Regions from separate parts of the Homo sapiens genome. Here regions 1 and 3 are each linked to region 2. A link is an interaction called in ENCODE POLR2A ChIA-PET data of the cell type or tissue named here. Cell type or tissue: GM12878. All regions are shown on one strand.

Region 1 (8,000 bases), 340 kb before region 2:
TGCCTATAACCCACTCAGAGAGAGGAGAGTGATTTTTACATTTGATGACCATCTACTTGACTTATGTACTTTATTAAAACAAGCAATGTGAGCATATTTTCCAAATATTCATGGGAAATTATGGGAACTGTAAGTTACATTAAACATCAACTTGCTTAGTATTGACCCTATTGCATAAAAACAAATGATATGCTCAACTTTAAGTGTGCCTCTGTTTAAAGAATTGAATGAGGAAGGAAAATATGAGGAAGGAAGAAAATATGTTCATTCTATCCTCACTACAACTTCCATGAAATAGAGAAATTACTATTCTCATTTTACATAGGAGAAGTATGAGGCTCATAGGCAACAGAGGAGGATAAATGAGCAATGGTCAACAAAAGCATGGCCAAAACAAACACATTTTTTTAAAAAGTGCTCTTCTATGATAGCCATGTAGTCATGTTGTAATGGAAGAGTTCAGGCCTTGGAACCCAAAAGACCAAAGTTCAAATTGTAGGTCTGCCGTCTATTGTATGTATGACCTTGGGCATATTTTTGAACTTATTTTTGCTTCAATCACCTCAGCTGTAAAATGGCACAGTAACACCTATCTCTTGAATTTGTTGTGAGAATTAAATGAGATGTAGTATTCAGTGGATGTTCAATAATGATTAGTCCTTTTCTGCTTACTCACCATATTCCATGGTTCTTTCACTCTACTTGCAAGTGAAGGTTTTCTAGGGTCTATATCAAATCTAGATCCCCATGTTAACTCAAGCATTAGGGAGAAGAATGAATCAGTCAGATACATAGTCCAACCATCCCAGAGCCCTAACTCTGCCTTCCTGCCCACTCTGATACCACACAAAAACCATAACTTTGTTCATTACTAACAGCTTCCTTATTCTAACTCAGTCTGTGTCAAAATCTGGAGTTTCTAGAATCTTGGCAGTGGTGAGATCTTCTTACACATTAGCACAGGGCTTTTCCAACACTTCTACATAATACTCATTCCACAGAGTATTCACTAGTCAATACCAAATATAATATGTCCATTTTAAAGTGACCCAATGTCCATCTGCATATTAAGTGAACCAAGAACACCTGCAGCAGAGCACATCCTTAATTTTGTTCTGTCTACCATTTCCAGGTACTGACTATAGTTCCCTTTTGCAGAAGACCTAAAAATATTTTGTGGGACCAATGCACTGCAAAACACAAGTTCAGTGGTGTGGCCTTCATAGTAACAACTAGGACATGGAGATGGCTTCTAATCTACCTAGACTCTTGCTAAAACTGTAAGTTCTAGAATGCTGGTGGTTGTAGGGCACTAACCATCATGTAATCCAACTCTTTCATATTACCCACAGGTAATGTGAGGCTGAGAGATGGTAAGTTACTTTCCCAAAATCAGCCAGTAAGTTGGTGGGCAATGTCCGATTTCAACCCCATCCCCTGAACCCCATGTCAATATTCTCTGTGCAAGCACAGTACCTTTTCTATTTTCAGATTAGGCTACTGATTGAAGTAAGAGGATTTGCCTAGTGTGTTCATTCATTGATTCTTTCATTCATTTACAAATACTCATTGAGCACTTCTTGTGTGAAAGAAAATATACTAAGTGTTAAAGACAAAAAAGCTCTTATCTCTCCCTTTCAGGAGTCCATATTGTAGTGCAAATTAAGGTACACAAATATCAAATAGACAACACAATCTTGCTTTGCTCTCAGGGAGGTATGTACAACAAAGTAGGAAAATGGGGAAGGAAAAGGAGACCTCCTAGAAGAGAAAGATTCTAGAAGAAAAAGGAAGGCATCTACCATGTGAATAAGGTCTGGGGTGGAGGATTGATGAAGACATCCTGGAAAGATCAGGACTGTGTGAAGGCACAAAGTCTTGGGACAGAATGGGGAGCTTGGAGATTTTCCAATATGCCTTGCTTCAGGGCAACTGAGTGCAGAGAGGAAGGTTTATGGTGCTCTTAAACTTTGTGATCTGCCACTTCCCTTCCTATCTTTATTTACTATAATTCACCCATTTACTCATCATTTATTCGGCAAATGCTGATTCATATTTAGTATGGGTTCTGGACATGTGGGATAAATCCACAGGTCGTTTTCAATAAAACCTGCCCCCAAATCTCTACTCTTCTCTTCTACACACACACACACACACACACACACACACACACAGAGGCACACACACGCACACACACACACACAAATTTTCTTGTTCTTGGTTTACTGAGCACAGTAGAGGACAGTTAACTATCCTGAGTATAAGAGTGTCTCCACCAATTAAAACTCTCCATGGCCTGATAAAACTCTCCATTGGCTTTTAAAATGACCTGCCATCCTGGCTCCAGGCAGTTCTCACAGTTCATAACTCCCCGCAGCTGCCTGCTCTTTCCTGGGACCTTTCCAGGGTAATAACTGCTATTTTCCTACTCCATGAATGTGAGAGTGAGTTCAGTCCCTATCCACAGTGCCCACTGGATACTGCAGTATACCAGAGGCATTTAAAGGCAGTCAGTATACCCGCCTTTAAGTCTCAAAGGCAGGTCATCTACTAAGGAATTGGGCCTGAGGTGTAAGAAGCTAAGGCTTCCTACATTTAAAGAAATCACATCTATCTTGAGACAATAGCTCTTCATTTTTCTCATAAGAATTTCCTTTGGGAAGACAAAATATGATGTTCCAGCAAAGCACTGAGCTTGAAAATAAAAAAAAAAATTAACCCTGACATTGAATAACTTATCTTTTACCTTTCCGAAGCTCTATTTACAGTATCAGTAAAACGGATATAGTAGTATCTACTCCATAGGGTTATTAGTAGTTAAAGAAGGTAGCATGGGTAAAGTACCTGATACATGACAGGTGGTCAGCGACTATTCTAGATCTTACTTTGGTTTCAACCGTGCACTGTATACTTTCTGAGAAATTGTGAGGTCTCAAGTTTCCAAAGGCAACCGAGGACAAAATTCTCCAAAAGAAAATGTAATAATTGGCTTCTTTGACTATTTCCTTGAAATAGTAACTAATTAATGTACCTGACAGCTAGATGTTACACTTTTTGTGGCTCAAATTACAAATGGTCTTTACTTATGGAAAATTCCACTTTTAATTCCTAACTTATTAATGAAGCCAAAATGGATTTTTGTGGTTATCCGTTTGAAAGTTCCACTTTGTACAAATAGCCATGTGTCCCTGGGTTGGTAAATTAAACTATTTGACTCTTAATTTTCTCAATTTTATCAAGTATTAACAATAATTACAAATGTCATAGAAATATCATGAAGAATTAATGAGATAAATGTCCATAAAGCACAATCTTTCTCTATATTATTTTTCTAGCAATTAAAAATGAAAAAATAAAAACCATCACTGCCTACCATCAGTTGGATAATGTTCAGAAAAAACAACAAAAGAAAGAAAAAGAAGAAGAAAACAAACATAAAAAGTTAGCTGTAAAATAAAGAAACATTCATTATGAATTTATTACTCCAACTACTGTAAACTGTGTAGGAATCTGAGCTGCAAAGCTACCCATTAAACTGTCTGCTCTTTCCTGTTTAAACAAGGCCCCTCTTGGGTCGTGGCTGCCTGAGCCTTCGTGGGTCTGCATCCAGGAAGGAAGACGTTTCTACGGTAACCGCTGAGGCCTTCTCTGGAGGTTCTCTGGGAGAGGCCAGAGTCTGGTGCAAGTGACAAACCCCAGTTCCCTTGATAATGTACAGAAAGGTAGCAGCCATGATGTCCAGGCATGAGCAGAATGAGAGCATTCAGGCGTGAAATCTCTTTCAATTGGTCGTTTGTTTCCCCGATGGAGAATTCACTTTGTGCCACTCTTTTGAAAAATGGCTGATCTAGGCTTACTGGTGTATAAATAATAAATGTTCCAGAAGGAAAGATATTGTGATTTGGGAAGGGGGGGGTCATTAGCCTCCCGTCATAATTTGGTTCAAGTTTTTAGAAAGCTTGAAGTTGCAAGAAACCATAAAGAGTTGCCCAATAGCCTCATTTTATAAATTGATAAATAATTCATAGGAAGAGGAGAGGGGGTGGAGAAGATAAGCTGAAGTCATAGATTGAGGTGGTTGATATGAAAACATATCCTAAGCTCCTGATTAATAAGGCTTGAATTGTAAAATCTGGCTGTTACAATAGAATGTGGAAAGTGCTATGATGGAGGGTTGGACAAAAAGCAGTGAGAACATTAAAGAGGAGTGTTTGAGGCCACCAGTTACGAAGAAGAGAGAGAGCTGAGCTGAGAATCAAGAATGAGTAAACGTTGCTATCATTTATTAGCATTACAATGTGTTAAACACTTTATATGCATTGTCTCATTTAATCTTCACAACACCTTCTCAGATAAGTAGAATACCACTACCCATTGGTTTTTTTTGTTTATAAGACAGAGAAATAGGTGTAGAGAGATGAGTCACTTTCCACACAGCTAGGAGACGGCAAGGTCAGGATTCAAACCCAAGACAGTTTGATTCCTAAGCCCATGCTCTTTATTGACTATTGGTCTGCTGCCTTCCATAAAATGTGCAAGAGCTTCGTATGTGGGGTGAAGTTGGGAACAGTGTTCTGGGCAGAAAAAAACAGCACAGGCAAATGCACAGCTATACAATGTATGCTGTCTCCATCTATCAATGCTTAGTGGCCTTCCTAATCTCCCATAGCCTAATCTGTGGGAGACAAGCCTCGGCACTCCTTCTGAATCCTAAGAACCTGGCTCTGTCCAGAGAGAGACAATGTGCAGCTTGCCCAGTGATAAAATCCCTCACACATTTGGTGGCCTGGACCAACTACATCCTCCATGGAACCTGGAGTAGTAAAATCCATGATGAACCATTCTTTCTTTTACAGCTCACTTTTACAGTCTCTGGGTTTCTGGAGCCTTTAATCATTTGGATCTCTTTTCATTCTGAACACTTAGAGTATAAAGAATTTAAGTCTCAGCTTCTTTCCACAGAGACATGTTGGTCATTGGTGCATATAGCCAAAGTGGTTCCAGTTCAGTAAACAGTCTTTCATGACAAATCCATGGTTGGAGTTGGTGGAAAATTTGCCTGCTTATTAGGAGGCTACAACAGTTCCAAACAGAGTGAAAAATGAAGAAGATCATCTAGATGCCAAGGCCCAGTTGGCTATGTATGGGTAAAAACTATCTGGGTTACAGCAGTCATAGTTGAATGCTTGTTCTACAGGCAACGTGTTACATATAGTATGTCATAACTTCACTACCATTTCTCTTTACCATTGTACAGAGACAAAACTGAATTTCAGATCAGAAAAGTTACATTGCTTTCCTATCATACCAAGAATAAGTGGTCAAGCCAGAATTCCTACCCAGACTCTCTGATCCTCAAACCTCCATTCTTTCCCCATCACCTCAAAACTGTCAATCCAATGGTCAGTTAGAATTACCATAATTTGGGAGGCGGAGGTTGCAGTGAGCCAAGATCATGCCACTGCACTCCAGCCTGACAACAGAGCGAGAATCCATCAAAAAAAAAAAAAAAAAAAAAGAATTACCTTATTTTTGCCACCATTTTGTCTTGTGTTCCACAAAAGCCTATTGTTTTTTGTTTTGCCCACATTTTGGCAGGCAGCATGGGGCAGTGGCAAGTACCTTCTGTGCCACAGGCCCTATGCTAGTTCTACAGAATTCAGAGATTCCTTTGTTCTATAGGTTAGTCAGTCAATGAATATGTTCAAGGACCAACTATGTGCAAGGTGCTGATGCCAAAGGGGTGAGCGAAAACCAGAGACTGACCTTCGTGAGAGACCCTCACACAGTAATGAGTTTTAACCATTAGTGGGTAAAATGGGTGGTGGAGAGGGGTGCTGGTATTTTCATTGAAGTCAAAGAAAGTTTCCTGAAGAAGTATTAACTAGGCAACTGTGGGAGATAAGCTGGGGAAAAATAGGAGAGAAAGACAGAAGTAAAGCAGGTAACTAATCATAGAGTATGGTTCAGTGGCATGATAGGGTAAAACACTGCAATGGAAGAAGAGAGAAAGGGCGGCTTACCTAGCCTGAGGGTGGAAGGTGGTCAGAGAACACTTTCTAGAAGAAGAATATTTGAGCGGACAACAGAGGGATGCAAAAGAATTTGATGGATGAAGGATTGACTAGTGCACAGAGAAGAAATTAAACATGCAAAGATCCAGAGATGAGAGAGAACATGATATGTTTGGGAAACTGCAAGCACTTGTATGTGTTATGGGGACTAGGGGGTAAAGGAAAGACCAAGACAAAGTGGGAATGTTAAAGGGAGTGGAATTGGTAATAAAAAATAATACTACTGAGGAACATTATTCTGATGACAAACCCTCATGTAGGTCAGAGTGGAAGATTTGTTCTGATGTGACTACGTTGTCACAGAAGGGAAGAGAAGTGAAAAGGAGAGGGAAAAGGCGCTAATATTTGTTGAAAATATCTGGGTGCCAGATATTTTCAGGTAGAACTCCATTCTACAGAGGAAGAAACTATGGTACCAGAAGGTGAAGGAATCTGTCTGAGGTCACACATCTAGTAAGCAGTGTGCCAGCATCCAAACTCTATTCTTTCTGCCTGATTTCTGGAATCATCTTGTGCCTCTATTTCCAAGGACTTTCTAGTCCCACCAGAAGTAAATAATCAAGACTGGCAAACAATAATTGCATTAATCCAGACTCTTATCTGTAAATGACAAGAGCTCAACTTCTTGTTGAGGTTCAGGAAAAAATGAAGAGGTCAAAGGGAGAGCTTATGGTAGATATGTCAGAATTGACCAATATAATGAAGGAAATCTTGAGCACTCAGGCATAAGAAAGGCAGGAATCCACCTGGCCCTCAGGAACGATGCCTGCTAAGACCCTCTGCCCTTCTTGTCTAACTCTCTGCCCATGGACTCTTTCTTGTTCCATGTGGTGGGAGCTTGGTTGCCCTCAGTTCTGGAGCCTTATGCTTCACAGCTACAGAGAGACCCATTCTCTCCTTTGGGCTTGAAATCCAAGGGAAAACCTCTGATTAGCTCAGTGTGGGTCACGTGTTTACCCATCACTGCATCAGCTATGAGTAGGAACACAAGCTACTGGGGGGCTCACCCCATCCGTGCATATTGAGGGTCAGTCTCCAAAATTCTTTGTGAGTCAAAAGCCACTCCAGAGGGTATCCACTTAATTAATAACAGTAGTCACCATTTGTGGGAGATTACAAATGCCCCAGACCCTGAACTGAGAAAGCGTGTTAGTTCTATCACTGCCTCATTTGATTTTCTCAACAAGCACGAGAGGTAGTGCTCATCTCCAGTTCATAGATACGGAAACTGAGACTCATAAAACCCAATTAATTTGCTCAAGGTCCCACAGTAAGTAAGTGGTAGATGCAGATGTAAATCCTGGACACTGATTCCAAAGCCTTGTGCTTAATTCCCATACTTAACTATTCTCTACTTCCTGTGACTGCCGCCTTAGGCCTCAGCCTCCATGAGAAGCAAAGTAACAGTGGCTATAACCTGGAAGTCCTGGGATCTACCTCTGACACTGGTAAGCTGTGTGGCCTTGGACAAGACCCCTAATCTCTCTGTGCATTGGTGTTTTTGGTTTTTTGTTTTGTTTTGTTTTGTTTTTGAGATGGAGTCTCGCTCTGTCGCCCAGGCTGGAGTGCAGTGGTGCAATCTCGGTACACTGCAACCTCCACCTCCCGGGTTCAAGCAATTCTCCTGTCTCAGTCTCCCGAACATGCCACCATACCCAGCTAATTTTTGTATTTTTAGTAGAAAGGGGGTTTCGCCATGTTGTCCAGGCTGGTCTCAAACTCCTGACCTTAGGTGATCCACCTACCTCAGCCTCCCAAAGTGTGTGCATCAGTTTTACTGTGTGCAAAGTGAGAAAAATACCTTCTGCCTTGTCTACTTTTCTGATAATGAGATTAAGACAAGTAAAAGTGCTTTAAGAAAAACTCCATGCAAAACAAAGGTGAGCTATTATTATTTTCTCTCATATAATTCTAGCGTGCCATGAT
Region 2 (8,000 bases):
CTTTTTTTCAATGAAAATTTTTCAGCACCTATTATGTACAAGGAGTTCAAAATCTATTTAGAAGAGATTTCAGAGAGGAGGCAGGCAGGATTTGAAGTGACTATCAAGAGGTAAGTAGCTTCTTTTTTGGCTGAGCACGGTGGCTCACGCCTGTAATCCCAGCACTCTGGGAGGCCAAGGCGGGTGAATCACCTGAGGTCAGGAGTTCAAGACCAGCCTGGGCAACATGGTGAAACCCTGCCCTTACTAAAAATAAAAAAATTAGCCGGGCATGGTAGCACACGCCTGTAATCCCAGCTACTCAGAAGGCTGAGGCAGGAGAATCACTTGAACCTGGGAGGCGGAGGTTGCAGTGAGCCAAGATCGTACCATTGTACTCCAGCCTAAGTGACAAAGCAAGACTCCGTTTCACAAAAAAAAAAAAAAAAAAAAAAAAAAAAAAAGGAAGTAAATAGCACATACCAAGCAAAGAGAAAGAATGGCATGGTAGAAAAGGACCTGGAAAAGCCCCAGAGTGGAGATGTCTGGGAGAAGGGTGTGAAGGGGTTGGGAGAGAGTGGGGTAATGGGGATGAGAAGCAAGAAATTGAAAGGTTTGGTTAGGGTTAGATTCTGAAGAGTCTCAAATATGCTGAGAAATGGATTCTGTAGTCAACAAGGGGTCAGAAAGTCCTGTTCTGAAGAGACAGGCCTATGTGATCGGGATTGTAGTAGTAACAAATGACCCTGTAGACTCACTGCATAAAGAATACACGGGGGAGGAGAGACTATCAACCTAGAAATAAAATCTGTAAAGACATTTTTTCAGATCTGGGTAAATGATAGCATGTGCCTAAAATGCAGTCGAAAAAGGAAGAATGGAGAAAAGAGAGCAAATTCAGACACAACAAAAAAAATATTCATTGTACAAACAAGAGCTTGCAGTTGCAAAATATTTTTCTATACCTGTGGGATACTATACCATTTGGTCTCAAAAGCTCTGTGAGGTAGGCAGGGAACAAATCATCATCCCCATTTTATCATTCACAAAATAGAAAACATTTGCCCAAGGTCACTCAGCTAATACAGCAAAGCTGAGACTGGAGGCAAGAACAGCATCAAGCTATCTCTTAGACTCAATATTTTTAAAATTTCATTTAATTATCAGCTCAGGACACCTGGCCATGTTTTTTCCATCTGTGTGTCCATCTTCTCATCTTGTCACCTTCTTCCTTAGGGCAGGTTCCACCTCTTATATTTCTTAGACTTTCCCTCAGCACTTTGTATTTATCTCCACAAATACTGGGAGAGATAGGCAGTGGACTCACAGGCATGTGCTTATCTGTCATTTTCTGGTAATACAGAAAATGATCAACAGCCCAGGATATACTTTCCCATTGGTCTTGTGGGTGTTTCCTATTCATCCTTGGTCCACAGTGGAGGAAGAGCCCTTGCTATGATTCCTATGGTTTGAGGGGCCTCTTGCCAGCTGCTTTCCTGCTCTGCATTCTAAGTGTGTAGGATCTGTACAAAATGGACCTACTCTAAGTCCTATTTAACTTTTCCATGGGTCTGTGTTTGTCAAAGCTTCATGCCAACTCTGTCAGAAAAAGAAATGCCACAAAACTTCTTTTAGGAAAGGGAGAAAAGACCTACTTTATACACTTGCTTTCATGCTAATCACACCACCATTCAAATCCCAACTGAATAGGGGCCCTACAATAGCCTGGGAAATACACGGAGCGTTTTCCAAAGTGCAGGCTCCTTCACTCAAAATGTTTCATTTCCCTGGCTTTTTAACACCTTTGGAGAAGACTGATAAGAAGAATTAACAATACAATCTGATATTGCTGTCTCTCTGCAGAAAAGATATTCCATTTCTGTAGAAAATTGGCCAAGTATTCTCCTACCATGGCTCCTGACCTTTTCTTCTAAGGCTCTACAGAACTGGAACTGAGATTCTCTCTGATATATTTTCAGTAAAAGTGGATAGATGGCCCAAGTGACCAGCTCAAAGCAGATTCTAGCAGAGCATTTTCCCTGAAATGTTAGTAAATGACCTCTGCTACTGATTAGCTGAATTATTAACAGTGTGTCACCAACCCATCAATGAGGATTGCTATAGACATTGCTGACCAAGTTCTGAGAAAAACAGAATGAACTTCAACCTCCACCTTCATAGTGTTGTTGTGAAATCCAAGTGAGTTAATAACGTATGAAAAGCCCCTAGCTCACTGCCTGCCACATATTAAGTATTCAGTAAAGTTCATGCCTCTCTCTTCCAGTGTAAAGGTTTGGAGTTCACGTCTATCCTCTACGGATTTACAAAGAAACAGGAAATACTGAAATGGACAAAAGACTTTAAACTTCAAGTCAAATCTGAACACTTTACAAGGTGTGATAATTTCATTTTTAAATTTTCTGACTTGCTTGCTTTCTTCATATGCTCATTATTGAAACTAATAGTGAAAATTCAAATTGCAATCTTAATTCTTGGAGGAAAGAGCATAGGTGTTGGTTGGGTCATAGCCTACAAGCTCCACCATTTTCTAGTCCCAAGATCCTGAGCAAGCCCCTCAATCTCTCTGCACAACGACTGTCTCATCTATAAAACCAGTTAGAGGAATACCTCCCCTTCAGGCTTGTATGATTTGATGAGATTCGTGGATGTGTCTGACTATACTGTCAATGCTCAAAAAGGTTAGTTTCCCAGCTTTGTTCCAACTGACATGTGAACAATGATATTTTGCATGTGGTGGTACTGATGTTTTGTTTGCTTTGAGGGGCTAGGTAACTGGAGATCTACAATGAGAAAAATTAATTGAGGCAAGAAAGAATATATAAATTCAAACTCTCAGATGCAAACGTTATCATTTGGTAGAATTGTTCAGTAAAAGGGATTATTAATTAATAATAAATCCTTGGATTTCACAGCTAGGGCAAGCACAGCTGCAACAACAAATTTATGGCAAAATCATAAGTAAAGGTCCCTCAACTCCATTAATAGCCTTAGGAAAATTAAACCTAAAATCAAGACAGCTTATTATTCCCCTCGAATTGAAAGCCCTGTATTTTGAATGCTTTGACTCAAGAAGTATATTTTAATTTCCCAGCCAGTCCCTAGGAATTCTGCTTTCATATAACATCTATAGAGCTGACCTTTCAAAGCAATCAGTCACAAAGGTGAGTGCAGCCCAAAATCCCTCCTGCGGTGTCACTGGAGCTGCTACTCTCCAGACAGATTTAAATGACAAACCCAATAAACAAAAGATTCTCCAGTAAGTTGGTAACAACTTTGGAAATATTTTTAAAATCTCAGCTTGCTGGAAGTTCCTCTCTCTGATCATATGTGTGTGCACTTGCTTCCAAGGAAGACACTGTGCTTCTAATGAAAACATCCATTAAGGCTAAGATGACAGCAAGACAAATGTAACAATGAGAAATAATGGATTAAGCCATTCTTCTCTATAAACCTACTGAGGCCAAATTGACCCAAACAGCTACTTTGGGAGAGTGTCTAATGAAATCTGCTGTGTGGCTGAGACGCATTCTGCCACTTCCTGTCAGTGGTTGCTAACTTTACAACAATGTGGGTCATTTGTGGGGAAGAGGCTACTGGTAGAAGTTCCATGTACTGCATTTAATGAAGGAGCTGCATCCGCAGCCACTAACCAGAGAAGCTCAAAATCTTTCAATGTGACTTAAAGGTTACACCAAACCACAAGGACAGTAGCTCGAGCCTAAGGTACAAAAAGGGTCACAAACAGAGTGACCCATTACCACTGCCTGATGTGAATGATAAAAGGCCTAAAGTCCCTTCTTTTTTTTTTTTAAATGATACAGAGTCTCCCTCTGTTGCCCAGACTGGAGTGCAGTGGCACAGTCTCGGCTCACTGCAACCTCTGCCTCCCAGGCTCAAGCGATTCTCCTGCCTCAGCCTCCCGAGTAGCTGGGATTACAGGCACCCGCAACCGCACCCGGCTAATTTTTGTATTTTTATTAGAGACAGGGTTTCACCATGTTGGCCAGGTTGGTCTCGAACTCCTGACCTCAGGTGATCTGCCCGCCTCAGCCTCCCAAAGTGCTGGGATTACAGGTGTGAGCCACTGCGCCTGGCCTAAAGCCCCTCCTTTCTTTAGAAAGCCTTCTATAGGATCCAGGACCCAGTGGTCTTCCTTACCTCAAAATTTAGAGCTGATGGTCCATTCTAGGGTGTCCAGCCTTTTCAGCAACAAAAATCCCTCATAGTTAATTCTTGCCCCTCTATGACACATCTAGAAGACATCTGTACTTACCAAGTAAACTATATTTCACATCGTTTATTTTTGCTAATCCAAGCACAAAAAGTGTCTCATCTCATCATTAGCAGAAATAAACAAGACCAGAGTGAACTGACAGCAGTCATTCACATCACAAACACAGCATGCTGATACTTTGACTAGTCTAGGCAGAGGCTGATGCTGTGAGTTAGGCTTGACAAGTTAATCACTGGTGAAAGTTCAGTATGCCTAGATATTTCTGAAGTACTGAAAATAGCAGAGGATGCCCCATGATTGACCTAACAGACCTTCACAGGTCCAGAGAACCACTAGTCCAACTCATTTTGGACGACGCTTCAGGGGTTGCCAATGCGAAAGCCAGCATGGAGTAGTGGAGAAAAGCATGGGATTCAGAAACACGTGGAGAATATAGGCAGTAGGGCCTAGTAGTTAAGAATGACCTCACCAGGCAGACGTCTGACCCCACCTCTCAAACTCACTCACTGCACCACCTTTGGTAAGTTATTTTTAACCTCTCTTACCTCCGTTCTGTAAAATGGAGACAATAGTAACAAGTACTTTATAGGCTCATTGGGAGGATTAAATAAGAGAATGTATACACGCTGCTTAACCTGGTGAGAGGTACCTAGCTAGCACTCAATAAATGTCAGCAATCGTCATTATTTAGTCAAGCTTGAGTCCAAATTCCAGCCCCGATACATATCAGCTGTAAGAACTTGGGCAAATCATTTACCCTCTCTGAGCTGCAAAACCAGGTTTGAAACATTTCCCTTATTCTGTTATTAAAAAGGTTAAGTGAGATATCATGTGAAGCACCTAACAATAAATGGGGATCCCTTTTCCTCACCCTTTTGTAATATTTGAGGTTTAATTTTCACATACTTACAACTTGATTTTTTAGTGCATTTATAGATCAACTCATTATTCAGGATTTGTATTTGTGTCTTATATTCTTTAATATTTCTTGGCATCCAGCACATGAGTCTAAAAGATACATGGTAATTTTAGTTCCTAAGATGACAACTACACATACACAGCCATATATCCAGAGGTGGGGAAAAGGGTGAAAAATCAGCCTCATCAGGAACTGAAAATAGATGGGTTTCTATTTCATGCCTTTAAAATATTGTAAAGCAGATCCCAGGGATATATAGGTTTTACTATTTGCATGTTTAACTGTTTTCAAAGTACTCTGAAGATCCATTCTTTGTTCTGCTGAGACAAGAGTCTGTACGTCACAGTCACAGCCTGCTTTGTGGAAGTGCTACTCAGTGGGTGAGCGGGTCTAGCTGACCACCCAGCATCGATTTCCCAGTCAGCTTATTGTTCTCTGCTCACTCATCTTAAACCCAGTGGCACCACTAAACTGATTCAAAACGTGTTTCTTTGTGAAAAATCCCTCTAAAAACAAAGTGACGCTTTAGTGGTTTTATGAATATGTTAATTCCAAATCTTCAGGAAAATTCTGGCATTGTTTCCCTTACATGTCTGCATTAATCTTAAGGTATTTCTTTTTTTTTTTTTTTTTTTTTTGAGATGGAGTCTCGCTCTGTCACCCAGGCTGGAGTGCAGTGGCGCGATCTCGGCTCACTGCAAGCTCTGCCTCCCGGGTTCATGCCATTCTCCTGCCTCAGCCTCCCACGTAGCTGGGACTACAGGTACCCGCCACCACACCTGGCTAATTTTTTGTATTTTTAGTAGAGACGGGGTTTCACTGTGTTAGCCAGGATGGTCTCAATCTCCTGACCTCGTGATCCACCCGCCTCGGCCTCCCAAAGTGCTGGGATTACAGGCGTGAGCCACAGCACCCAGCCCAATCTTAAGGTATTTCTAAAATGATGCAGCCTCAACGGAAAACAGTTTGGCAGTTCCTCAAAAAGGTAAACATGGAGTTACTATATGATCCAGGAATTCCACTCCTAGGTATACAGACCCAAGAGAACTGAAAGCATTTATATGGATATTCATAGCAGCACTATTCATAATGGCCAAAAAGTGGAAATCACCCAAATGTTCATCAAGTGGTGAAGGTAAAAATGAAATGTGTTATGTCTACATAATGGAATATTATTTGACAATAAAAAGAAATGAAGGATACATGCTGCAATATGAATGAACCTTAAAAACCGTACGCCAAGTGGAAGAAGCCAGTCACGAAAGACCACATATTATATGATTATACTTACATGAAATATTCAGAACAGGCAAATCTATGGAGAAAGAAATTGGATTCGTGGTTGCCATGAGATGTGGGAAGGTGGAGGAAAAATGGGGAGTGACTGGTAGTGGGTATCGTTTCTTTTTGCAGTGATGAAATGTTCTAAAATTGGTTGTGGTGATAGTTTACCTAACCGTGAAGATACTAAAAACCAAAAAAAAAGAAAAGATACTAAAAACCAATGAATCGTGTGCTTTAAAGAAATGAATTGCATAGTATGTGAATATCTCAATAAAGCTCTTTGAATAAAATACCATTGCAACCCAGGAAAAACCCTTTCTCTAAGCCAAGAGGATTTATAGCCCACTTATTTTAAGGGGCATTTGAGAAACTTAAAAAGTCCAGAACAAAAGAATATAACTCACAGCCTCGTCTTCATAATAAGGCTATGCACATAAAAAAGCATTTACTAATAGATTTCATAAATCTCCTATAAATCCTGCATTTAAAGTGTTTCTGGAAGGAGTGGCCTCACCATAGTTCAGAGGCTCCCAACCTGGAGTTCAGGAAGTACCTGTCATATCTTTCTTTTTCTTTTCTTTTTGAGACGAGTCTCGCTCTGTCGCCCAGGCTGGAGTGCAGTGGCGTGATCTCGGCTTACTGCAACCTCCGCCTCCCGGGTTCAAGCAATTCTCTGCCTCAGCCTCCCGAGTGGCTGGGACTACAGGTGCCCACCACCATGCCTGGCTAATTTTTTTGTATTTTTAGTAGAGATGGGGTTTCACCATCTTGGCCAGGCTGGTCTTGAACTCCTGACCTTGTGATCCACCCCACTCGGCCTCCCCAAGTGCTGGGATTACAGGCGTGAGCCACCGCGCCCGGCCCTGTCATGTCTTTCTTATCCAGCCCTCTCTGCTCCCACCACAGTACCCTCGGTTCAGCTTGCACTTGCCACCCCACTGGTCTTTAGCTCCTCTGCCTCCCATTTGCCTACCCTCAAATCCAGTCATCTCTCCCAAACCCAAATAAGATTAAATTAATTCCCTCCTCCAATCTTTTCATGAATATGTTCATTCCAAAGGTCTTTTATAAAACTATTGTATTTTTCTTACATACTGTAACTAGCCTTTAGTTTTTTGTTTTTGTTTTTTTGAGATGTAGTCTCACACTGTCACCCGGGCTGGAGTGCAATGGCTCTCTCAGCTCACTGCAACCTCTGCCTCCCAGGTTCAAGTGATTCTCCTGCCTCAGCCTCCTGATTAGCTGGGATTACAGGCGCCTGCCACCACACCTGGCTAATTTTTTGTATTTTTGTTAGAGACGGGGTTTCACTATGTTGGCCAGGCTGGTCTCAAACTCCTGACCTCGTGATCTGCCTGCCTCATCCTCCCAAAGTGCTGGGATTACAGGTGTGAGCCACTGCACCCAGCCGCCTTTAGATATTTCTAAAATGGTGCAGCCACTATGAAAAACAGTTTGGCAGTTCCTCAAAAAGGTAAATGTGGAGTTACCATAGGACCCAGCAATTTCACTCCTAGGTAGTAGGTTTCTCTATGAAATCTTCCAAGATAAAAATAAAAAGAA
Region 3 (8,000 bases), 690 kb before region 2:
TCTTTCACATAAGACCATCTCACTTCTTAGTGCAATTACCTTATCACAATATACTCCTAATTCCTCCCTCCTGAACCTTAACATTTGTCTTTCATTTCCTTTATCCATAAATTGTAATCAAGTGTATTGTTGCTATTTTGAACAAGCCAGATCCATTAAGAAAATAGGTTTTACCTTAACTTATTCCTCTGCTAATGTTCTTTATGTAGATCTGAGTTTGACCTGTATCATTTTCCTTCTGAAGAGTTTAGCATTTCTTGCAAGGTAGGTTTACTGGCAACAAATTCCCTTAATGTTTGGCTCAGTGTTTCTCCACTTTTGAGGGAGAAAGTCAGTGGATAAGAGTTCTCCAGGTTGGTGGTTCCCCTGAACCCCCCGCAAACTAATATCTCACTCCACTCTTGCTTGCATGATTTCTGAACTCCAATGTAATTATTCTTCTCTTTCTCTACAGGCATGGTTTTAAGTTTCTAGTCTTAGTTCCAATGTATTTGCCATGAAAGTCTAGTTCTGATATTTGCTCTACCTTCTCAAACTGTATTTTTGTCTTTTAGCACATTTTGGAAAAAATTATTGGAAGGTGGACATTATATACTGGGTAAAATGAATTGATGTAAATAGGTTTTGTGTTTGGCTCGTTTGCTGCTTGCCGTAGCTGTGTCAGAGGCTAGGCTTTCCCCTTTAGGGTATTGGTTTCTGTTGCTCATTGTCTCTGGAGTTTAGAGATTTCTTGAATGAGGCCTGAGATGTGCAGTTTTTTCTATTGCATTTCCCTGCCCCTGCACAGGAGAACTAACTTGGTAGTGAAGTGTTAGGGGAGAGGAGGTATCCTAGAGTCCTCAGTCTTTGTGAGGTCTCAGTCTTTTGGTGAGCCTATTTGCCTGGGTTGTGATCTTCACAAATGCTTCTCAGTTTTTTTTTTCTTCCTTTCCTCCAACTTGAGACAAGATAGCTGGAGCATGATGCAGCTGAGCTTTTCCTTTCCCCCTAGTCAGTTAGGCTCTGATAAAACACCAGTAGTTTAGGTTGTAGCAAAATAACTTCTTTGAGGAAGAAGAATAGAATGCTCTGGTGTGTTTTAAAATGGTTACTTTTCCCCTCCTCTACCAGAAGCAGGAGGGGATTTTCCCCCTTATCTTCACTATGAGAAGTTGGTAGGGCTCCTAGAAGTAAAACTCACAAGAGTGTGCCCCCTACTTCCCAAGAAAGAGTTTAACTCTCAAACTTGCCCACACTAAACCTCCAGCAATTCAGTTACAGTACAGGTTTCCTACCTCAGTGCTTGGTCCTGCAAAGGCTTCTGCTAGTAGGTTTCTGACTTGGTAAGTTATCCTCTGTATCTGCTTTTCTGTCTCTCCAATTCTGGAGAGAGCAACTTGTCCCATGACCTCAATTCTGATGGCTCCAGGAAGTACTGATTTTTTTTTTTTTGAGACGGAGTCTCACTCTGTCGCCCAGGCTGGAGTGCAGTGGCGTGATCTCGGCTTACTGCAAGCTCTGCCTCCCAGGGTCACGCCATTTTCCTGCCTCAGCCTCCTGAGTAGCTGGGACTACAGGCGCCCGCCACTGCACCCGGCTAATTTTTTTTTTTTTTGTATTTTTAGTAGAGATGGTGTTTCACCATGTTAGCCAGGATGGTCTCTATCTCCTGACCTCATGATCCTCCCGCCCTGGCCTACCAAAGTGCTGGGATTACAGGCATGAGCCACCGCGCCCAGCCAAGGAAGTATTGATTTTTAATGTGTTCAGCTTTTTCTAGTTGCAGGGATAGGAGTGACAAGCTCTTCAGACATTAGGCCCCAAACCAGAAGCCTCCTACCACACACATTTTTAGGCAGCTCTTCCATCCAGGATAGGGTACGACGTATCCACAAGAGTCAGAATGTGTCATAGGTAGCTTATTTAACACCTTTCACTAAGATGTGTTGCATTACAAAGCCTTCCAGTACAAAATTATCCTTGTTCTTGGAAAGAAATGGATTATGGGTTTAACAACAAAAATCCTGCTCACCTCATACCTCTGTTTTGGGGCAGCCACCTTCCTACTCAGAACAGGATATCCTTTTTGGTTTGAAAAAATATTTTCCTCTATATCCCAAGAGACTATAAATTCTAACAGTGAGAAAAATCACAGTCCAGTAGCTCTGGCCGTAATTATGGCTTCTCAAGGGGGAACACGACCATTACATGGCATTTGACAATGAGAAGTTGCCAAATGCTTTCCCTGTGCATGGTTATTGGCAATGTCTTTTTGACTTAGCGCAGGTAAATTGTGTTTAGTCACCTGTAGAGAAATGGTTCTCCTGAGAGTCAGGCACAGCAGCATGGTGAGGCTGTGCCTCTGAAGCTGCTAGGCCAATGGGAGGAAGAAAAGGGGGAGCAGGCACTCATTTGGCCTGGACCTCAGGTTTAGACACTTAGTGGTTTCCTGCCATTTGAATGGCCTCACCATATCAGGTGTCAGCTGAGGCGTTGCATGAGGATTGAATGTTTTTTTTAGAATTATTTCAAAGAAGAGGCCCAAAGCCACATGAGGATGTTGAGGGTATGTCCTCATGTTACTATCTTGACTTTGCCACTGCTGGAGAAACTGCTAAAACCAGATTGTGTACCTGACATCTCAATAGGTCTGCCACTCCACCACTCTCGCTGAATAGAAAGGGGCTCTTTAATTGCTTTCCCAAGTTCAGCTTGGTAGGGAAGCTTTGACAGGTATGCAGGAACAGAGGTAGGCAATAGCTGCTTGTAGGTTCTGGAACATGGGAAGTTTGTCCATTTTGTATGGTCTTTGTAACTTGAGGCAGTTACTAGATTCCTTAACCTTCTATTAGTGTAACACAAGTAGTTATCAAGTTCTTTTATAGAGATGGGGTCTTGCTGTTACCCAGGCTGCAGTGCAGTGACACAGTCATAGCTCACTGCAGCCTCAAACTCCTGGGCTTAAGGGATCCTCTAGCCTCAGACTCCTGAGTATCTGGGACTTCAGGCATGTGCCACCACACCTGGCTTGCATTGTCTTCTATAGATCTGTTCCAGGCCGTTTTAACCCATATGCTGTCTGCAGGCATCAGCATTTACAACAAAAACTCTGGGGGCTGCCCTTAAGTAATTACCATTTACCCTTCTCTGCTACTTTCAAACTAATTTGGCGTTAGAACTTCAAAGCCACTGAGATGAATAGACAGTTTTGGGCGTTTACTGATGCAAGGTAGTGGCAGCAAAAGGCAAAGGGTTCCCTTCCATAACAGACAGATTAGCTTGGTTAGTAGACACTGCCATATAAGATTGTACTGCACAAATAGGTGCTTTATAGACACTTAAGACAACCCCTGTGATAATGTTGTGTGTCACCTTAACTGGACCATGAGCTGCCCAGGTATTTTGTCAAACATTCTGGGTACTTGGGTGTTCAAAATAAAGCCTGGGGTGTTTCCAGATGAGATTAAATCTTCAGTTGGTAGGCTGGGCGCAGTGGCTTATGCCTGTACTCCCAGCTCTTTGGAGTGCTGAGGTGGGCGGACCACAAGGTCAGAAGATCGAGACCATCCTGGCTAACACGGTGAAAACCCTGTCTCTACTAAAAATATGAAAAATTAGCCGGGCGTGGTGGTAGACCGAAAGATACAGATTGCCCTCTCCAATGTGATGGACCTCATCTAATCAGTTGAGGGTCTGAATAGAAAATAAAAGGCTGACTCTTGCCTGACTTCCTTCAAAGTGGGACGTCAGCCCTTTTTCTGCCCTCTACTCCAACTGAAACTTCAGCTCTTACAGGATCTTAAGCCTGCTGGCCTTGAGACAAGCACTACTCCATTGCATCTCCTGGTTCTCAGGCCTGCAGACTTGGACTGGAACTAGACCATCAGCTCTCCTGGGAGTCCAGCTTGCCAACTGCAGATCTTGGGACTTCCTAGCCTCTATAGTTGTATGAACCAGTTTCTTGTGATGAATCTCTCTATACACATCCTGTTGGTTCTCTTTCTCTAGAGAATCCTGACTAATATGACCTCCAAAGTGGTGGTTTTCTTGTTTTATAGATGAAAAATAATTTGAGATTAACCAAGAGTAGCACTTAGATTTGCACTGAGATGACTTCAAATCTCATGCTTATCATATTCATACACTTCAGTGACCACAGAAAAGCCAAGCAACCACTTTGCAACTAGACACCAAATTGTAAGCAGAGTACCAGAGAGAAGAGGCAGAAAAAGCTTTACAAGCAGGGATAATAGCCTGACCTGAAGCACAGGATTTAGAGTCTACCATGTATTCAGGGCAACATGACTAGCTCTGAGGCTGGAGCCAACTACAATGAAAATAAAGTTGACTCAAGGTTCTAAAAACAGATGAAAGCATTTTTCTACCAGAAGGTGAAGATAGCTTTTAGCACTGAGCTTTAAAAATGGGTGCCAAATTGCACCCCACACTTCAAGCCTCCTTCCTACACATGTTTATTCTTACTTTCCACCTAGTCTGTGCCCAGGTAAATTCTACCCAGCCTCTGCAAACCCAATTGACAGCTTACTTCTTCAAGGGCATTTTAACCCCAACTTTTTATCAAGTTCTTTTCATATGATCAAGAGCTAATGTGTACACAGTTCATAGGATCTTTTCTCTTGGAATAGGGACTTGTTTGTGGGAAGCACCCTGGGAAATACTCAGCTCTGGGCATTTAAAATATCTAAGATGATTAAGAACTTCAGGCGACTTTCTAGGTGCTGTCATCAAGTAGCAATATTTGAGCTTTGAATATTCAGTTATTGTGCCTGTATTATAAGAGATAAGTTAACCCAAATGTTTTCCAAAGTCCTTGTAAAACTAAGGACCAAACTGAATTTGGGAAAGTAATTCAAGAGTCTCCCCTCTCCCCAGACAAAGAGGTTTACTTGTTGTTACTATAGCCCAGATGTCCCTTATTTGCCAAATAACCACCTCCGTGCAATTCATCTGCTTGCCCTAAAACCTTTATATGGGTGATAAGAAAAATGACTCAGATTTCCACAGAGGTCCATAAACTTGTTATAAGTCTTACAACACCTCATGTCATGACAAGCAATTCAGTCCTTCTTAAATAGTTTTACCAGCTGGTTGCCCTAACTCTGAGTGGCAGAAATAAATCACTGGAGGAACTCATGGCCACAGGCTATAGAAACTTGAGTCTGTGCAAAGTGGAGAGGCAGAGTCAAAAAGGGAAACGACCTCTATCTAAGAGGTTTCTGACACTAGATATTAAGACTATTGGAAGGCTTTATCTTTGACTTATGCTCATTTGCCTTAAGATTTTAAATTCATAAACTACCATTTTTCATGCGGATTAGAGAAACGTTCCTGACAAGACTACAGATCATGGACTGCTGGACTCAATGTTTCAGTTAGGCTTGAGTGCTTGTCTGGAGTCACAGCTCGAGATAAACTCACTTAGCCCTCTCACCGAGGGGGTGGCTTAAGGAACTGCAGCACCTTACAAGGAACACCCTTGTTAGTCAGCTGAGGTAGTGACTGCTGGAAAGAGTTACAACCTCAGAGGCCATGTACTTTAGGTCCTTAATTATATGGGATGGAATTAAGGTGCCTGAACTTTCATAATCAGAGATTTAGGGTAAATGATGGGAAAGTTGAAAAAAGTTTGCTCTTAACATTTGTTTCATATTGGTGGAAGCAGCCTGTATCCGTGGTTATCAGATTAACATGCCTAACACCAAATGCTTATTTAATGATTGAGTGACTTGCTGGTCAAGGGTCTCTATTCAGGCAGCATGGCTTATGCTAAACTTAGATTATCCAAACTAAACCTGAATTTGGAAACTTTGCATGGTATTTGGATAGTTATTTCACGTCCAACTCTCAGTATCTTCATTTGTAAGACATAGTGAAATTAAGGAATAGCAGACTGCCTGTCAGAGGTGCCGAACCATTTCTCTTCCCCATCCATGAAAGTCGTCAGGTGAACCTCATCTGTTCCCTTCCATTCAGCTGGTACTTGGCCATTAACTACTATTGAGTACAAATGGACTGGAGTGAATGTTAGCATCAGCCTAGCATTTTATCTAGCCAAGACTTCAGCACATTTGAGTAGTAAAACCCCAAAGTAATATGGTTTAATCACAGTTCAACTTGAGCTCTCGTTTGCTCCATATATGAAAAACCCTGACCCAGAAGAATAGAATGCTCCAAAGAAGTGCCCAAGCCCTGACCTTGAGTTTGCTTTGAGAAACCCTGGTATAAGACAGCAGAGATATTACACAGATGCATGTAGTCAGAAGCAGCTTTCCTATGTGAAGGAACAGCTCAGCCCTACCTCGAGCCTCTTGTAAGCCGGGGGAAGCTTCTCTTTTTGTCTTCTGATCACAGGGATCATCAGCAGCTGCCATGATAGACAGCATAGGTTCTCATAGTAAAGACTGAGTGAGAGCTGAGAGATGGACCCCGTTTAGAGAACTGGGAAGGAGCTCTCGCAAGCAAGCTTCCACCTCCCTTAAAGCAGGCTAGGAGAAGTACAGATAAAAATGAAGAAGGAAATATCTCAGATCTGTGCAGTCTCCTAGTGCTTGTCAGAACTGCATACTTGGAATTATGGTAGAGATGAGGTAAAGAACCAATTCTCCTAAAGAAGTGAGAATATAACACCCCCAACTCTTTTTTTTTCGAAGAAGTCAGAGTCAGAATCTTACTAATTTTAACAAAAGTTAACAAGACAGTTTTCCATGTCCTGGAGGAAGGACTAGAGAATGAGAGTTCCGCTGAAATAAAAAGAATTCAAATACCATCTTACTTCTTTCCCATTTCTCTTTCTCCCCCAGCACCATCCTATTACAAATCTGCCAGCCTACAGACTAGTAAAACGCGCTGACCCAAGAGAAAGCAAAAAGCGGCCCCTTTCCCCGGCTCCAGCGCTGCTCGGCCAGGCTTCACTTTTAAAGGCGAGCATCATTGGTTCATGCGCCACAGGAAATGGAGCCATCACAGGACGGGCCAAAGACACCTGTCTTCTCATCCCTCTTCTCACTTTTCACTTCAAAGGCACGCACCTCATCAGGGAAGAAAAAGGAAAGCTGAGAGGAACTGAGACAGCAGTTTTAGGTGATGGGTTAATTATGCACAGTTGTGCCTTCCTCTCTCCTTTCTCAATCTTCGCCCCAAGTCCTGCCTCCAGGTTTATGCTGCAGAGTGTCCGTGGAAGGGTGGCTCTTACATGGTAGCTCTGAAAAGCTTGACATTATTTTACTAAGTGAATGCAAGAATTCTCATGTGGGCATCTCCACTCATGGATAGGATTGCCAGATTTAGCAAATAAAAGTACAATGAAATATCCAATTACACTTGAATTTCAGATAATCAACAAATACTTCTTTTTCGTACAGTTATGCCCTGTTTAACCTCTACTGTTCCACTAGGGATATACTTGTATTGCGCACTTACCTGTTGTTTATATAAAATTCAAATTTAACCAGGCATCCCACTCATGGGGCCCCAGACCAAACGGAAGCCCCCTCCCTACCCCTAGCCAAATGCTGGTTGAGTTTTTTGGGATGATAATGAGGAAAATAAGGCCAGAAGACCCACATTGCCCCTCATCTATAGCACCTGAAACTTGGAACCACCCAACAGATCCAGTTCTGCCCTGCCCTGAAGAGAGTTGCCTTCATTTTCAGCAGAGTCTAGAGAGTAATTTAAAGTTTGAATTGGCCCCTGGAGGAAGAACATTGTGTTAAACTTCCTATGTGACTTGAAATAAATTTCGTTTTCTCTGTGGGTGTTAATTTCCCCAATTGTTAAATGACTCAAGGAATTCAATAATGATGGCTACTAGTCACTGAGCCAGGACTTCCTGCTCCTTATTTCTAATTCTTTCAACAATGCTGCTAGTTAGGCATTATGACACTTATTTTACAGATTCACATTTTACAGAACTTAGAGAAACAATGGTCCCACAGGTAGAGCTAGGTCAGGTTTGAACTCTGATCCATTTGATTACAAATCCTGGTATCTTTTCAGTTCTT

The links. Peaks named below come from ENCODE experiments on the same cell type or tissue, not always from the same donor. Only the 100,000 strongest peaks of a DNase experiment are listed, where the experiment ranks them.
Region 1: POLR2A ChIA-PET joins it to region 2 with 6 read pairs; 3 of 35 experiments call an interaction of 5 or more read pairs at or near these places.
Region 3: POLR2A ChIA-PET joins it to region 2 with 8 read pairs; 4 of 35 experiments call an interaction of 5 or more read pairs at or near these places.

What each region holds. Positions count from the first base shown.
Region 1 is chr1:56,225,728-56,233,727 of GRCh38, forward strand. LOC124904186 (a long non-coding RNA gene) reads right to left here. Exons shown (of 4, transcript XR_007066107.1): 4 at 7,765-8,000. Among named protein-coding and RNA genes, the nearest start is that of LINC01767, 190 kb to the right of the region's middle. In GM12878, no CTCF peak of the experiment used is centred here; no DNase peak of the experiment used is centred here.
Region 2 is chr1:56,561,625-56,569,624 of GRCh38, forward strand. All of the region lies in intron 1 of PLPP3 (phospholipid phosphatase 3), which reads right to left. Among named protein-coding and RNA genes, the nearest start is that of PLPP3, 14 kb to the right of the region's middle. In GM12878, no CTCF peak of the experiment used is centred here; a DNase peak (open chromatin) is centred at 3,607.
Region 3 is chr1:55,872,593-55,880,592 of GRCh38, forward strand. No RefSeq gene overlaps it. Among named protein-coding and RNA genes, the nearest start is that of LINC01753, 68 kb to the right of the region's middle. In GM12878, no CTCF peak of the experiment used is centred here; no DNase peak of the experiment used is centred here.